2 separate regions of the Homo sapiens genome follow, and region 1 is linked to region 2. A link is an interaction called in ENCODE POLR2A ChIA-PET data of the cell type or tissue named here. Cell type or tissue: endothelial cell of umbilical vein. All regions are shown on one strand. Each heading gives the region's core, and the rest is flanking DNA. Links, peaks and the distances in the headings are about the cores only.

Region 1 (5,383 bases), core at 73-5,072, 290 kb after region 2:
TGTCTGGGAGGCAGGATTGCCAGTTAAAAGGAAGCTTCTATAGTCGTCCAGCCATTTAACTGATAGTTATTGAAAATGTCCTATGAATAAAACATTCTTCCAGACTAGGAAAAAATTAAAGTAGCCTGAATTAGAGCAATAGTATTGGAGCTAGAAAGAAAGAGAAATGTGAAAGGAAATTGAAAAAGAAGTTGATAGAACTTGACAACTGAATGGAGAGCAGGTAGAGAGGAGTCCAAATGGGACTCACTAACCTGTGGTCTGGGTAACCTTGAGTAACAACTGCTCATTGAGATGTGGAGCATGGAATACAACTTGAACTTGTGTGGTTCTGTTTTGGATAGGTTCTGTGTGAAGCCCGTTAGGATGTATAAATGGAGAAGTCCAGCAACAATGGAGATGTGGGGCAGATTGGTCTTCTGCATTCCTGACGGACCAACACAGCTGGCCACACATGCAAATGGAAGTAACAATGACCTACAGGTGTGATTCTGGAGGCGCTGATAAGGGCCATCCATCTAGAGAAGTTGTTTCCTCATTCTATGCCCTAAACCAGTTTGATGTCTGAAATCCAACTATTAGCACTTCACACTGTTAGCATAAAGTTAAAGCCTATTAAGCTTTTGCATGTGAGTACCTCCCTACAGCGTGGGAGACTGGAAAGGCCACTTAACTCACACTTAGCCTGAAGACAGTCCCAAACATTGATATGTCCCAGTTAACAACTGCTCTCAGAGTTAAGAACATGGCCTTGAATAACTGGGACAAGAAGAATCTTTGGATCCTACATAAAGCAGCGATGGGTCAGAGAGATATCAAGGGTTCATAGACTGGGAAAACCTTCCTGCAACTCTGTCTTCTGTCTTTCTTTATAGGCCCCCTTCCTGCTTTATAATTTTTACTTTATTTCTCTATTAATAACTTGATTGTTGAAGCCTCAGGAAATTCCAAGGCTATTTCTCCCATCAAAATGAAAGAAATGCATTAAATGGTGCATTCCCATTAAACTATGATTTACATTATATGTAATGTATATTACATATACATTAATATAGATTAATAAAAATGGAAGCACTCTGTTGGAGGGGAAATATACTAAAAAATCTTTTAGGGCTATCTGAATTAACATGAAATAATACCAAACACAGAGAGAGAAAACAAGAGAGAGAGAAAGGTATTGACTGAGAAAAAAAGCAGGACTGGAAACCTGCAGCCAGCTAAGTGGTGTGACTCATAGCTCTCAGTTTTTGGTAGACAGCTGAAGCCAGAGAACATTCAGAGCTGTAGACAAACACTTAAATTAGGTGTCCTGGTAGAGCAAGGGCTCCCACTGTAACTGCCTGTCCTGCAGTGCATATAAGGTCATCATTGTTATGTTGATTAATGAAGCTCCTGAGAACCCCTCCTGGCCGAAAACAATGGGTGTTACAAATGGTTCCAAGTAAATCCACAAGATTGTTCATTTCAACTATGCCAAAGAGTTCAACACAACAATCATGGGTCAAGAGCTATGTCATATACGCCACAGAATTCGGGATTGTTTCAAGTCATCAATGAGTGGAGGAAAATACCCTAAAGTGGTGATTCCTAGTGTTCTCCCTGGTTCTAGGAAAGTGTAGGGCCCAGAACCTTCCCCAATTTCCCAACCAGGCTGCTGTTGCATTTATGTACTTCACTTATTTATATGAACATTAAGACTTTTGTCCAAAAACAGATTGGAAACCACTGGCTGAAAGAATTGGCACACCTGACAGATGTTAGTTGGAAACAAGGTACAGGAAGAAAACACGAAAAAAGATGGACAGCCACGTTCCCGTGAAGAAGGGTTTACTTCAGTGGTGTGCTAGAGCCAGCTTGCACCAGCTCACAAGAACCAACTGGGCACATCTCCCCACAGTCCGGCATTCACTGACTCCAGTTTGGTAGTTTATTGTTGACCATGGTGGGAGTTTTTACACCATAGAAATTGTCAGATGTGGCCGGGCACGGTGGCTCACACTTGTAATCCCGGCACTTTGGGAGGCCAAGAAGGGCAGATCACCTGAGGTTGGAAGTTTGAGACCAGCCTGACCAACATGGAGAAACCCCATCTCTACAAAAAATACAAAATCAGCCAGGCGTGGTGGTGCATGCCTGTAATCCCAGCTATTCAGGAGGCTGAGGCAGGAGAATCACTTGAACCCAGGAGGCGGAGGTCGTCGTGAGCCGAGATTGTGCCATTGTACTCCAGCCTGGGCAACAAGAGAGAAACTCCATCAAAAAAAAGAAAAAGAAAAAGAGAGAGAGAGATAAAGACAGAAAGACAAAGAAAGAAAGAAAGAAAGAAAGAAAGAAAGAAAGAAAGAAAGAAAGAAAGAAAGAAAGAAAGAAAGAAACACAGACAGAAAGAAAGAAAGGAAAGAGAAATCGCCAGTTGCCACAAATCAGGGCTTTTCTTCTTTTGCTGCCCCCCCCTCAATACCCCTGACAGTCAGTTATAAAACATTTATCAGCATACCACTGGGACTGAATCCAAAAATAACTTGGCCAGCAAAACAGCCAAAGCCCTGTGAAGCTCTGACCAATGGCCTTCTAGGCACAGTCAAGTTAGGGATAGCGTGGAAGTTTGTAGAATCTGGAAAAGGGGAAGGAGTTCTTTTTGGGAAACACAGCTTTGTTATGCAGTCAGACAAGGCTATAGACAAGGGACCTACCAGTCAATATGCTAAGGAGGGTGTGGTAGGTACCACTCACATGGACAGGGAAACTTTTCTCATTTGATCAGGGAGTCCAAATAGACGAATAAGGTGGGTGAGTCGAGAAAGCTGGGATTCAGAAGGGCATATATACAGGGCACTCTGACAGCTAACCTCTGCTTCCTCCCAAGTCTAGACAAAAGCAAATCAGACTTCCACGAGGCATTCCTTAGACATCACAGAGCACTTTCCTTGAGCAAGGCTCAGCAGACCCTGGGTGGGGTAACTGAGGGAGGCAGCTGCAGTTCCTTCTGAGAGACGCTGGATGGATGCCGTCTGTCTCTGATGTCGGAGGCTCCTGCCTGGCCAGTGCAGATTGCGGAATCTCTTCTCTCCCTTCCTGGGTTCCAGGATTCCTCTGACAAGACATTTTATTAGCCCTAACGTGGCTTCCAGCAGGAAGGAAGAAGGGCAGAAACTGTTAAACACAAGAATAGGAAAGGTCCTGGAAAACTCATGGAAGGGGAAACTTGGTTCCGCTTTAAGGGAGAAGTTGTTTAAAGGAGTCTGGGGATAGCCCTGCCCTTGCCTGAAAAGGCCTCTTTGTAGGTCCCTCTGAGCCATGCATGTTTAAGATGTAGGGAAATCAGCTCAGAGGATCGACACACACAGCCCCCTGAAGCCATGGAGTGAGCTCCTCATTTTAAGCAGCTGCCTGGCAATTGTGTGTCATTGTCCTGGGGCAGTCGAGCATGAGAGTAGGGGTGACAGTGCTTGTTCATCTCAATCCTGCAACCCAAGTTCAAAGGGAATGTCTTCCCAAAGAAGGCTGAGTGTCTGCAGAGGGCGGCACACTCCGCTGATGGCTTAATCTGGAAGAGTAAATTTTGCTTCCACAAGAAAAATGGACTTATTTAGAAAAAGGTTAGGCGTACATGTGGGTAGCTTTAGGAGCCGATATTCCTAAGACTTAACAAGGGAGTAAGGCAGGGACCCTGACCCACCAGAACAGTTGCTGGCCTCAGATCTAGGGGCTGGGGTGGGGGTATTGCAGGCTCCTGGAGAACCCCATGCTGTGCCAGCCTTAACCCTTTGACAGTGGGTTGTGGGGACCCCCTAGGGTCCTGGGGTTGGAGTGAGGGTGGCCGGGCACTAAGAGGACACTGTGCGCTAGAGCAGCACCAATGCAGAGGGAAATGTCTCAGTATTTTAATGAGTCAACCCATACCTGTGGACATTCCCTGCCTACATGGACCAAGGGGAAAAACTTCCCACTCTGCCCCGTGCTTCAGTTCATAACCTTGCTAATCATGTATCTGACCTTGTGAGCTGAAGAACAGGAATCTGGATTTAAATTTCTCAAATACATGTTTGATTTCAAGTAGGTTCTTTATTTTCATCTCTCTCTTAACCTCTTCCATTTTTTGAAGAACACCCTTTGATGTCACTCCGATGACGTTTATTAATTATCTTCTCCAAACCTGCTACGACACAAGAAACTTTAGTCACAGTACTGATTCACACTCAATGTTCTATGTTTAGCAACTATCTGAGAAGGATCTGAGTCTGCATTTAGCCCTAAATAGCTACAAATAAGGGAGTAGCAGCAGCATCCCTTCAAAAGCCTTTTTTAGGAAGTGCTGTGCCAGGGGTGGGATGACATGCCAGGAGCTACAGGTGAGGAGAGCCGCTCTCAGCCAACAGGAAACCAAGGTAGCGGCTGATGAAAGCAACAGAGTTGTGTACTACAGAGCAGCATCCCCCCTTCCTCGAGACAGGTTGTAAGGAAACACTGCAGCATGTTTATCTGTCTGCCCAGCCCTATTTAGTGAAAAATGATTGCTCTTTGCCTCTTGTTACCATGCTCAGATGATACTATGGCAACCAGGCTGCACAAAAGGGGAAGGGGGGGCTGACGCTGCTTAGCAACTTGAAGATTTTTAAAAGGCAAGTACTCATTGCAACAGCAACAGTTTTTAAAATGCCAGTTTTCAGGAGAGAAAAGAGAAGAACATTAGAGAAAGCAAATGGAGATGACACAGTAGAGGAAAAGAAAGAAAGGAGAAAGAAAGAGAAAGAAAGAAAGAGAGAGAAAGAGAAAGAAAGAGCGAGAAAGAGAGAGAGAGGGAGGAAGGGAGGGAGGTGGGGAGGGAGAGAGAGAGAAAGAAAGAAAGAGAAAAGAAAAGAAAAGAAAGAGAGTCATCTGCATGTCACCTTTTCAAAGCTCTTTTTTGTACATCCTCACAGAACTCACGGGAGCTTGGCTGGGTCTCTGTTCACTGGTGGGGAAACTGAGGCTCACAGGGTGAGTGGCGTGCTCAGGGTTTGTCAGCGAGTCGGGGGCAAGTCTGGGACTAATATGCAGGCAGCCCAGTTCCAAATCCCACACTCTTTTTACAGCTTCATGCTTTGAAAAAAAAAGTAACCAGGAAATCTGAGGAAGGGAAAAAATAAAATCACACGAAACTGCCAATGGTGTGAAAAGGATGGGCATCTGTTTCAGGTAGAAACTCAGCAAAAAGCACAAAAATACATTTGAATGTATTTTCAGAATTAAGTTGAAACGACAAGGTGTTTTCTATGTGATTCATTCATTCATTCACTCATTCAGTCATTCAGGGCAAAAAAAAAGGTGGCACAGACAGTATTAAATTCCAGCATTCCTTGAATGAGCAGGAGGTTGCCTGTTTCTGGAACGTATAGGATCT
Region 2 (5,383 bases), core at 123-5,122:
ACATAGACAAATCACTTCAGTTAGCTGTGAAATGGCTTTGATGGGTTGGGTAGACCAGATTCTAGAGTTTTATATCCCTTGTGTTCTACAATTGAATTTAGTTCCAGAATTGTATTGAACAAATACAAACTTTCATCTTATATGATGATACCTGGCTTACATAGAATTAATTTGGTTATTTTTTCTGGTTTCTTTTGAAAGAAGTATTGCCACAGGGCTCAGGAATGTAAAAGACTAAAAAAAAATTGGACCAAGTGAAACATGACTTTTACTAGTGCCTTTTTTTTTTAAAGGCTATATTTCTCCTTAAAATGTGTGAAAATTTGCTACTTTTTGAAATCATAATAAAAAATATTTCAGCTTTGAGTTCTTTCTTTTCATCATTCTCCTTTTTCTTCTTTGTGATTAATTTAGTACTATCTTAGGCAAGATACATTTACAGGCAAATTATTTTCTTTGTCAAAAAAGAATCGAATTATGAATTTAAAATCTATTTCTTGCATCAGTTGAAAGAAAATCAAGTGCTTCAATAATGGAATTGACAAATGATGGATTTACCTATTGATAGCAGTTTGGATTCCCTGGGAAGTCATCTCTGAGGTGGGGACCAGTGGGCATGAAGATTTTTAGGGAAGACACCTGGGACCAACCCATGTGGAAGGGAGGGCAGGAAGCACAGTGAGGCAGAAGGAGAAGCTGGGCTCTGTTGCAGTCTCAAAAAGGCCTCAGCTGGCCCCATGAACACCTGAGGATGACTCTTCAGAGTTACTCTGATTTGGGGCAAGGTTGTGGGCCTTCATCCTCTTCCTTCAACCAACTGGACAAGGGGCATGCGAGGAGACGGAGTGAGACTTTGGATCAGGCATTTCTCTTTAGTTAATGCAATTCCAGAAGAACTGACTGCTGCAGCACTCCTGGACCCTGCAGAGTAAGTACTTCAGTCTGCAGGAGGATCTGACAGCACACTGCAGCTCCACTCTGCTATTCACTTTTTCGGTTCTGGCTGTCTTGCAAAAGCCAATGTCCCCCCCCCCCCCGTTTTTTGTGTGCCACTCCCTCCTTTGAGCATAGAACCCCCATCCATTCTAATCACCCACCTGTGCATTTTTATTCCTATTGCTTCTCAGGCTTCTCGCTTGGCCAATTTCTGTATTTACCACTTCTCCAGATCCATTTCAAGAGACTTCTCTAGGGAGACTTCCATCACATCTCCAGCTCTCACCAATCGCCCATGACATTCACTATTTAATAATTTGGAACTCGTCATGAGATATCTCAATATGTATCATGTATTTTGTTTCCATTTGTTTGTTTTTTTCTTTCTGTAAATTATAGCAAGACTATGATGGTTTCAGATTGTTTACAATCTAATAAGGAAATAAGCCCTTTGTTTTTCATGTTTTCTAGCATTTTGTAATACACGCATTAGAGGCTCAAAAATACTTGTTAAATAAGTGGATCTCTGCTTAGCTCCTTAGCCAAGAATGTAGAGTGGGTGTAGCAAATGTATTGAATCACTATTTTAATTTCATAGTTTTAGATTTTTTATTTATGCCTATCTCTTCTGACATCCCAGATTTACTAATGATTCACTCAACAAATACGAATTGAAGTCTGCTGTGTTCTGACACCGTTGTGAGCAAAGGGGATATGGTGGTGATGTAGCTTGACTGTGTCCCCACCCAAATCTCATCTTGAATTGTAGCTCCCATAATTTCCACATGTTATGGGAGGGAACCAGTAGGAGATAATTGAATCATGGAGGCAGTTTCCCCCATACTGTTCTCATGGTAGTGAATAAGTCTCATGAGATCTGATGATTTTATAATGGGTTTCCCCTTTCGCTTGGCTCTCATTCTTTCTTGCCTGCCACCATGTAAGATGTGCCTTTCACCTTCCACCACGATTGTAAGGCCTCTCCAGCCAAGTGGAACTGTGAGTCCGTTAAACCTCTTCTTCTTTATAAATTACCTAGTCTCAGGTACATCTTTATCAGCAGCATGAAAACTGACTAATAAAGGTGGTGAACAAAGCAAGGGACCTACCATCACAGAGATTAAATTCCAATGAGAGGCAGATAATGCAACTGATACAGAGATGAGCAAGATGGTTACACAATGTGATAGCTGCTATGGCAGCAATAAACATAGTGCAGAGATGAAATATGCCACCTGAGGTCTGGGATGAGGTCATATCGCCTTCAGAAGAAAATGATTTTGCTACGACCCAAGAGAGAAGACAAGCATTTCAGGCAGAAGGAAGGGAATTCAGGAGGCAGAAAGAACTCTGTGTCCTTTGAGAAATGGAAGCATTCAGAGGGGTTAGATGGTAGTTTGCTCAGGGGAACATGGTAATGGATGAGGTTGGAGAAGGTGTCGGTCAGGGCAAAGTGGTTGAATTTTATCCTAAGAGCAGTGGGAAGTCAGAGAAGAGTGAAAGTTTCTTGTCATTGTTACTTGTTTGTTTAAAATAGAGGATAGAGGCAGATTTGCCATGAAACTAATGAAGCTTAAGCTTCAGGACCTACCACTTGTGTGAGTCCTTTTAAGAACCTGGGAGGTGGCTCACACCTGTAATCTCAGCACTTTGGGAGGCTGAGGTGGGCAGATCATGAGGTCAGGAGTTTGAGACCACCCTGACCAACATGGTAAAATCCAGTCTGTATTACAAATACAAAAATTAGCCAGGTGTGGTGGCATGCTCTTGTAATCCCGGATACTCAGGAGGCTGAGGCAGGAGAATCGCTTGAACCCTGGAGGAGTAGGTTGCAGTAAGCTGAGATCATGCCACTGCACTCCAGCCTGGGCAACAGAGCAAGACCGCGTCTCAAAAAAAAAAAAAAAAAAAAAAAAACAGAAAGAAAACGAAAAGAAAACCAAACCTGGGAGGAACTGTAGCTTTTGTAGCTTTGTATGTGTTCAAGGTCATGCAAGGTCATGGTTTTATAAAATTGGCAATTGTTTAGGACCACTCTCTTTTTCCATACTGACATCTGTTCCATCACACTCCCTTTTGTGGAGTGGCATTGGACTGGCCATAGTCATTTTTGATCTTTGGCTCCAAAGAAGTTGACTGGTATACATCTAGCTTGGGCTTGGTGAAATACAGTTACATGGCTCATAGCCATTTCTGTGTTTGGCTAATGTTGTTAGCCATCTCAGTATAGGTGCTGCTTACCCAGTACTATGACATGAAGTACAGTGTACGACCATTGGTTTTCATCGCAATGTGAGTGTGTCTTACAGCACTCAGCCCTGGGAGTAAGCAGGTAGTGGAAAGGAAACGATTTGAGGTATATGTGGTGAATGCTAGTCCATGGGACATTCTAGTCATCAGATGCCTACAATTCTAAGCAGAGGATTTATTCTTTATTTATACTTATCTTTTAGGATAACAAAGCACAATTATAAATGCCAATTTTTTTCCTTTTCAAATAAGAATTGTGTAAAATAGAACTTAGAATTCTTGTGTTTGTATGATAAGCAGTGAGGATACGTGTGCGTATGTATATGTGTGAAGTTGCATGTTAAATTATCAATACAAAAACATCTACATTAAAAAGCAAATTTCTTCCAACCACACTACAAGTAAGATTGAATTACCTTTTTGTTATCTGTATAGGAAATGATATTACAAAAAAGTGTTATATGAGGATGTAATCAAAGGCGATGCCGTGAGAAATTTAAATTAAACGTATCATAGTAGTGTGTCCAATGGATAATTTATAAAAATGGCTTTTCTATATATTTAGTTTTGTATTTAACTTTATATTTATTTGGGGGTTCTTTTTCTTTAAGAACTCCCTTCCCCAGTTTTATAAGTTTCCAGCCTCACAAAGCCTGGATCCATCTCTGATGGGAATGATGCCGTGATCTGATTTCTATTTTATGAAAGTGCTGGCTGCCATGTGGAGGGAGAGCAGATCAAGAAGGAACAAGAGTAAAATTAGAGACATATGATGTCTTTGGATGTCTTTGCATCCAATGACAATTCTTTTGAATTGTTACTAACAAGGAACATCAAAATGGTCCAGTGTTGTCATTGGTCTTCATTCACTGCTTTGCAGAGTCAATAGAGTATCTGAAGGGGGATTGGTCCTGAGTACCACAGCACCACTTCTCAGACTTTAATGTGCATATGGGTCCCTTGGGAGTAGGTCTGGGGTGCAGCCTGGGATTCTGCATTTCTAGCAAGTCTTCAGGTAGTCCTGTGGCTGGCTCAAGGACCACATTTGGAGTAATAAGGTAGCAAAACACTAGGGATCTAGAGGCAGACTGGCTGTGTTTGAATCTTCACTTCACTACAAACTTTGTGACTTGTTAAGTTATCTAAAGTTTCTAGTCCTCAGTTTTCTCATCTATAAATAGGGATGCTCATAATAGAATCAATCATTCAATTTATTGTAAAGATTAAATGAGACACTTCATGTTAAGAGGTTATCACAATATAAGGGTACAAAAAATGCTAGATATATTTGTTCTAGCTGCAGACAGCCCACTTGGCCTTTTGGGCCAAACTTGACTATGACGTCTTAGGAAGGGTTACTGAAGTTTCTTATGTGTATTGAAAGAAAGCAAGGGCCTACCCCTACAACACAGGCTAAGTAAAATTAGTCTGGTCAATGCAAACTTATAAACAATGAAATATATTTGCAAATCAAAATTACCAAGTACAATAAATGTTGAGTTCAGTCAGAAATGTGCTAGATGTTGATAAATCACAGATTGTTGTATCCAGAATGGAAGTTAAAAGATCTTGTATTCCAATTGCTTCATTCTGCAGACAAAACAGAAACAAACAAACAAACATAAGGCTCTCCCTGAGGCATTGTGGCTTTGGCCATCACATTCCCTGTGGGTCATGTCTCCTAACTGAAAAGCAACAGAAACCATGATCGAAATATTTTATTAATTCTTTGCAATCTATAGAAAGCAATCTTTATTCAACCCCCCTTATTATAGCTATGGGTTAAATTGTGTCCTCCCAAAAACATACGTTTTAAGTCCTAACTCCATACCTGTGAATGTGGTTTTTTTTTTGGAAATAGGGACTTTGCAGATATAATAGAGCTAAGAAGAAGACATTAGGGTGGGCTCTAATCTAATATGACAAGTGTGTTCATAAGATGATGTGAAGGTAGAGACATGAAGGTAGAGACATACAAGGGGAAGGCCATGTAATGACAGAGACAGAGTGGAGCCATGCAGCTGCAAACCAAAAAATGCCAAGGACTGAGAGCCACCAGCAGAAGCTAGAAGAGTCAAGAAAGGATTCTACTGGAATCTCAGGAGGAACACAGCCCTGTTGACACATTGATTTCCAACTTCCAGCCTCCAGAGTTGTAAGAGAATAAATTTCTATTGTTTTTGTTGTTGTTATTGTT

The links. ChIA-PET counts read pairs that join two places held together with the same protein. Peaks named below come from ENCODE experiments on the same cell type or tissue, not always from the same donor. Only the 100,000 strongest peaks of a DNase experiment are listed, where the experiment ranks them.
Region 1: POLR2A ChIA-PET joins it to region 2 with 8 read pairs; 3 of 35 experiments call an interaction of 5 or more read pairs at or near these places.

The regions. Positions count from the first base shown.
Region 1 is chr13:97,112,847-97,118,229 of GRCh38, reverse strand. No RefSeq gene overlaps it. Among named protein-coding and RNA genes, the nearest start is that of LINC00456, 64 kb to the left of the region's middle. In endothelial cell of umbilical vein, for the core only: a CTCF peak has its summit at 2,964; DNase peaks (open chromatin) are centred at 1,339 and 2,549; H3K27ac peaks cover 1,263 bases.
Region 2 is chr13:97,398,378-97,403,760 of GRCh38, reverse strand. No RefSeq gene overlaps it. Among named protein-coding and RNA genes, the nearest start is that of RAP2A, 33 kb to the left of the region's middle. In endothelial cell of umbilical vein, for the core only: no CTCF peak of the experiment used is centred there; no DNase peak of the experiment used is centred there.